Regions from separate parts of the Homo sapiens genome. Here region 2 is linked to region 1. The links are chromatin contacts, found by Hi-C or POLR2A ChIA-PET in ENCODE. All regions are on one chromosome and are shown on one strand. The core of a region is the stretch at or near the end of the contact, and the rest is flanking DNA. Distances in the headings are between cores, read along the strand shown. Region 1 has its middle 19 kb from the start of PSD2-AS1. Region 2 holds the start of STING1 (stimulator of interferon response cGAMP interactor 1).

Region 1 (3,003 bases), core at 53-2,552:
CTAAAAATACAAAAAAAATTAGCTGGGCAAGGTGGCGGGTGCCTGTAGTCCCAGCTACTCGGGAGGCTGAGGCAGTAGAATGGTGTGAACCTGGGAGGCAGAGCTTGCAGTGAGCCGAGATTGTGCCACTGCACTCCAGCCTGGGTGACAGAGCGAGACTCTGAGAAAGAAAGAAAGAAGGAAAGAAAGAAAGAAAGAAAGAAAGAAAGAAAGAAAGAAAGAAAGAAAGAAAGAAAGAAAGAAAGAAGGGAAGGAAGGAAGGAAGGAAGGGAGGGAAAGAGGGAAAGAAGGAAAGAAAGAAAGAAAGAAAGAAAGAAAGAAAGAAAGAAAGAAAGAAAGAAAGAAAGAAGGAAGGGACTTGCCCAGACTCAAACCCAGGCCAGTCAGTGCTCTTTATCACCTTACTATCCTGATGCCTACCCCTCTATTCGCCCTAGAGCAATTCTTAACCTGCTGGGTGTCTCAGTTTCCCCAGCCAGGCAATGGCGAGGATGGAGGAGGCATCTCTAAGGACCTTTAAGTCTAAGGGAACTTATTAATCCATCGAGGTGGGGCTGCTGGAATGGGCACAAAATCACAGATCTAACCATGGAGGGTCCTACAGGCCAAGGTCACCTAAACTCAGGACAGACTGCAAGAGTCTAACCTGGGTCCCTTCTGCTCTAGCTCCATCCATTTCCCCCATACACAGAGGAGAGAAAACCCCATATTGTGGGACAGGGAGAGGGTGCCCCCCACCATTCCAGGACTGCTGAAGACTGAGAAACAGGCCCAGGCAGGTGAAAAGAAGGCTAGGCGCTGGTAGACGGGCAGAGGCAGAAACAGAGTCATCGAAGGGTAGGTCCATCAACAAGTATCCCATGAAAGGCTTAGGGCCAGATAGAACTGCCAGGCCTGGAAGGGAGGCCTCACCCTACTGCCACCAATCCTGTATCGCCCCCTTCTACAAACAGCACATCGAATCACAGCTCAGATTGTAGACTTCCTGAGTTCAGATCCATCTGTTAGTCCTTCATCTGTGGACTCAGCGATCCACCCCCACCACCATTCTGCTCCGCGGTCCCTCTCCCCAGGCCCTGGTTCCACACCTCCCTACCCAATGTTCTCCCTTCATCCAGACCCCAGGCTCTCTACCCAGCCACCACAGAGGGGCCTGGCTTGCCGTCACCCCATCGCCGCCAGCTTGAGGACAGGCCCAAAAAAGGAGGACAGGGAAAGAGAGAGGGAACGAACGCACCACCCCGGGCCAGAGCGGCGTCCTCTCATCGGCCTAGGAAGCTGTACTGCTCAGCAGCCACCAGAGGGCGCGCGCCCCTTCTCAGAGCCAAAGCCACGACGGCGGCGGTGGCGGCGGACCCGGAGGGGTTTGCAGAAGATGCGGGGCAGGGGTGCGGTCACTCCGGGAGGAACCCCCCCGGAACGCAGCCGCACCCTGGGCTCGGATTCAGCCCTTGTAAGAAGACGGCCTTGGATGCTGCCCCTCGACCCTCTCCCCAGCCGCGCCCCGCGCTTCGGTCTCCTGCTGACTACTCGCTCTCTCCCCCTCCTGGCCGCTGCGAGCACTGCGGCCCGGCGGAGCTTGGGCTTGGAGGGTGGGAGGTGGGCAAGGGGGCGAATGGGGATTTATCTGGAAATAATGTGGCAAGGGGCTGCATGGTGGGAATATACTGGGCAGAACGAGATTGTAGTGGTTAGCACTAGGTGAACAGAAGTACGAAGAGGTGGGGAACTACAGTGGATGTGCAGGGTACTGGGCCGATTAATAGGAGGGCACTGGGGGCCACCGGGCAGGTACTGGGGGCAGTGGGTGGTCCCTGGGGGCTATTTAAGTGGTACCAAGCCTAAACTGGAAAGAGGGCGCTGGGTGGTTTCCTGGTGGTAACGGGGGCCCTGAGTGCATGTTGGAAGTACCACTGCGTAGGCACTGGGGGTACTGAATAACAACTGGAGACATTGTGTGCTGGGAAGAACTGGAAGGCAGTGTGAAGATAGCGAGCAGAAGGGGCACTGAGTGGGAACCAGGGGTGGGAGGGTCACGGAACCCGCAGTGGGAAGTACTGAGTGGGTCTGGGGATATGGCACAACTGAGAGGGTGAGGGGGCGTTGGAAGGGTTCGTGGCAGGTACTGGGCATTATCTATGAGAAGTGGGGACATGGGTGGACATCGGGTGGGTCATGGAAGTCACTGGGGTCACACTGAAGCCCTGGAACAGTATGGCACTTCCCTGGCTGTGCCTCAGTGCCCCTCACAACAGCGCCACTTTCACAGCCAGGACTTAGATCAGAAATGTCCCTTCGCCAGTGAGGGTATCCTGCCCTGACCAGAACCTATTCCTGCTTTCCTGGCGGGTGTGGAGGGTGCTGCTCATAGACAGAGGACAGGCTCTATTATCTACCTCCCCCAGATGAGGTGGGAAGTAAAGGCAGGTCAGCCCCTTATCCCTAGAAAATAAGGAGCCCCCTGCTCAGCCCCTCCCATCAGGTTTCGGCCTCCTGGCCCAGCTTGCTGGCTGCTGGGCCGGGAGGGGCTGCCAGGCTCGGCCTCCTGCCCACTGCGGGGCGCCGGGGGAGGGCGGCGCGCGGCTCGAGATGCCGCGTTGCCATGGAGACGCTGCCGCATCCTGACTGCTCCTGGCAACGGGGTCCCGCAGCCAGGCAGGCGCTCGGCGGGGACCCCAGGGAGCGGGCGCGCCAGGCTGCCCACGGCGCCGCCAGACCCCCGGGACACGGATATGGCTCCCCCACCCACAGGCGCCCCTCACTCACACTCCCAGGGGCACACGGATGTACGTACGCGCCCCAGCTGCAGCAGCCCAGGCGGAACTGCAGCCCAAGCCCTCCCTGCAGCCCCCACTCATTAATTCAGCAAACATTTGCTTACGGTCTCAGTGCCAGGCGCGAGCTGGCCACTGCGGTTGTGGCGGCGACAAGTCACACGGGGACGCTGCACTGCCCCCCTCCCTCCCCATCTCGCAGCCCGCAGGGGAGGCAGACACAGAAACA
Region 2 (2,862 bases), core at 179-2,678, 280 kb after region 1:
TTGCTGGGATTATAGGAGTGAGCCACTGCACCCGGCCTTTTTTTTTTTTTTTTTTGAGATGGAGTTTGACTCTTGTTGCCGAGGCTGGAGTGCAGTGGCATGATCTCGGCTCACCGCAAGCTCCGCCTCCTGGGTTCAAGCGATTCTCCTGCCTCAGCCTCCTGAGTAGCTGGGATTATAGGCACCCGCCACCACGCCCAGCGAATTTTTTGTACTTTTAGTAGAGATGGGGTTTCACTATGTTGGCCAGGCTGGTCTCGAACTCCTGACCTCAAGTGATCCATTTGCCTTGGCCTCCCAAAGTGCGAGGATTACAAGGATGAGCCATTGCGCCTGGCCTATTTTTTTTTTTTTTTTTTTGAGATAGGGTATCACTCTGTCACTTAGGCTGGAGTGCAGTGGTGCCATCACAACTCACTGCAACCTCTACCTCCAGGGGTCAAGTGATGCTCCCACCTCAGCCTCCCAAGTAGCTGGGACTATAGGCGTGTTCCGTCATGCTTGGCTAATTTTTTTTTTTTTTTTTTGTAGAGATGGGATCTCCCTGTGTTGCTTAGGCTGGTCTCAAACTTCTGGGCTCAAGTGATCCTCCTGCCTTGGCCTCCCAAAGTGCTGGGATTACTGGAATGAAATCAAGGCACAGAGCAAGCTGGGCTTTGGAGCAACCCACCAGGCTTCAAGTCCCCACTCTCAATTACTTAAACCAGTTATTTCACCTCCCTGAGCCTCGGATTATCCATCTATAAAATGGGGCTAGAATTATACCTACCTGACAGGGTGGCTGGTGAAATGATATACAAGTGAAGTGATATATGCAACACTTGGCATAATGTCTGGAACAAGGTAAACACTTTATTATTATTATTATTATTATAATTTAGGTTGATGCATGGGGATTTTATAACCTACACTCAAACAATGTAGGTCAGATCATTTTTCTTTTCTTTTCTTTTCTTTTCTTTTGAGACAGTCTCGCTCTTGTTGCCCAGGCTGGAGTGCAGTGGCCTAATCTCTGCTCACTGCAACTTCCACCTCTCAGGTTCCAGCGATTCTCCTGCCTCAGCCTCCCAAGTAGCTAAGATTACAAGCGCCCACCACCACGCCTGGCTAATTTTTGTTTTTAGTAGAGATGGGGTTTCACCATGTTGCTCAGGCTGGTCTTGAACTCCTGACCTCAAGTGATCCACCCATCTCGGCCTCCCAAAGCGCTGGGATTACAGGCATGAGCCACTGTGCCAGGCCTGCAATTACTTTTGCTCCTACCTAATATCATCCCCACAACCGCCTTCTGGGCAGAAACCGGCAGGCTCTCTTGGAGAAGTCACAGGCGTGGCCATTTCCTGCAAAGAGCCAAACCCCCATTCCTCTGTGCCCCTCCTCTCCCACCAAGTGCTTTATAAAAATAGCTCTTGTTACCGGAAATAACTGTTCATTTTTCACTCCTCCCTCCTAGGTCACACTTTTCAGAAAAAGAATCTGCATCCTGGAAACCAGAAGAAAAATATGAGACGGGGAATCATCGTGTGATGTGTGTGCTGCCTTTGGCTGAGTGTGTGGAGTCCTGCTCAGGTGTTAGGTACAGTGTGTTTGATCGTGGTGGCTTGAGGGGAACCCGCTGTTCAGAGCTGTGACTGCGGTGAGTGTTTCTAAACACCCTTGGTTTGGGGGTAGCAAAGGGCAATGGAATGGAGGCTTTCTCAAACCTCACCCCTGACCCCAGGACTCAGGCCCAGCTCATCAGGGCTTTGAGGGAAGGTTCCTACCTCCCTTCCTGAGGAACAGGAAATACCCTCCTTCCCAGCACCAGTAAAGCTGCGGTTTGGAGAAACGCCAGGGCTAGAGTGTTGTGGAGAAACCAATCGTTGTTAACATCTCATTTTCAGGCTGCACTCAGAGAAGCTGCCCTTGGCTGCTCGTAGCGCCGGGCCTTCTCTCCTCGTCATCATCCAGAGCAGCCAGTGTCCGGGAGGCAGAAGGTAGGCTCAAGATCAGCCTGGCAGAACGCCAAACCTAGGGCCCCTGGCACCCAGAGGCGAGGGGGTGCCTGCTGGCTGCCCTGTCCCCACTCCCTGAGCTCTGTTTTCCACTTTGTTGACTAAGGTCCTCCCTGGGGTGGGTTCCGGGGACAGGGGAACCCAGGTCCCCAAGGGTTCTTGGTTGGGTACGGCTGCACAGGACAGCTTCAAGTCTGGGTCTGGGATAGTTGCTGCCTTCTTTCTTCACCACACCTGTGGTCTCCCTGGGTCTTGGTGGGGCGTGTATGTGCAGGCCCTGCTCTGTTTTCAGCAAACCTCGCTGAGACAGGAGCTTTGGGGTGACTTATTCCCAGCCTGCCTCCTAGAGGTGTCTCTAAGAGCAGCCTCTGGGAGTGGCTGGGCACCAGGGAAAGGGGAACTGGGAGGAAGTGCCCAGCCAGAGCCTCAGTCCCAGAAGGGCAGGAGGGCAAGGGGAGAATGGTCATGGATTTCTTGGTGCCCACAGATGCCCCACTCCAGCCTGCATCCATCCATCCCGTGTCCCAGGGGTCACGGGGCCCAGAAGGCAGCCTTGGTTCTGCTGAGTGCCTGCCTGGTGACCCTTTGGGGGCTAGGAGAGCCACCAGAGCACACTCTCCGGTACCTGGTGCTCCACCTAGCCTCCCTGCAGCTGGGACTGCTGTTAAACGGGGTCTGCAGCCTGGCTGAGGAGCTGCGCCACATCCACTCCAGGTGACTCACTGCAGTACCCAGGGACGGGGTATCCAACGTGTGTCACTCCCTTGATGCCTAGCCCTGCCCCTCCTTGAACCTCTCTGGCTGAGCTGGGCTGGGGGCTGGGGTCTGGGGTCTGGCTGTCACTCACAGGTACCGGGGCAGCTACTGG

Evidence for each region. A loop is a pair of places that touch in the nucleus more often than their neighbours do. ChIA-PET counts read pairs that join two places held with the same protein, here RNA polymerase II (POLR2A). Pooled maps may share reads with other maps.
Region 2: a loop to region 1 is called in a pooled map, with 3 times the contacts of the local background. The contact joins the promoter of STING1 here to the enhancer-like site in region 1. A Hi-C loop is called at or near these places in 5 of 50 pooled maps. POLR2A ChIA-PET finds 5 or more read pairs at or near these places in 2 of 52 experiments (activated T-cell and naive thymus-derived CD8-positive, alpha-beta T cell).

The regions. Positions count from the first base shown.
Region 1 is chr5:139,764,175-139,767,177 of GRCh38, reverse strand. It overlaps a transcript of PSD2 not described here. Among named protein-coding and RNA genes, the nearest start is that of PSD2-AS1, 19 kb to the right of the region's middle. RefSeq lists an enhancer at 2,881-3,003. Within about 2 kb of position 1,302, at least 10 of the 41 ENCODE cell types and tissues checked have a DNase peak (open chromatin) inside an H3K27ac peak, as active enhancers do.
Region 2 is chr5:139,481,324-139,484,185 of GRCh38, reverse strand. It overlaps STING1 (stimulator of interferon response cGAMP interactor 1), which reads left to right and starts at 1,428. Exons shown (of 8, transcript NM_198282.4): 1 at 1,428-1,636; 2 at 1,884-1,976; 3 at 2,482-2,708; 4 at 2,844-2,862. The coding sequence starts at 2,482. It also overlaps the pseudogene LOC101059986. RefSeq lists enhancers at 1,256-1,375, 1,386-1,515, 2,036-2,265.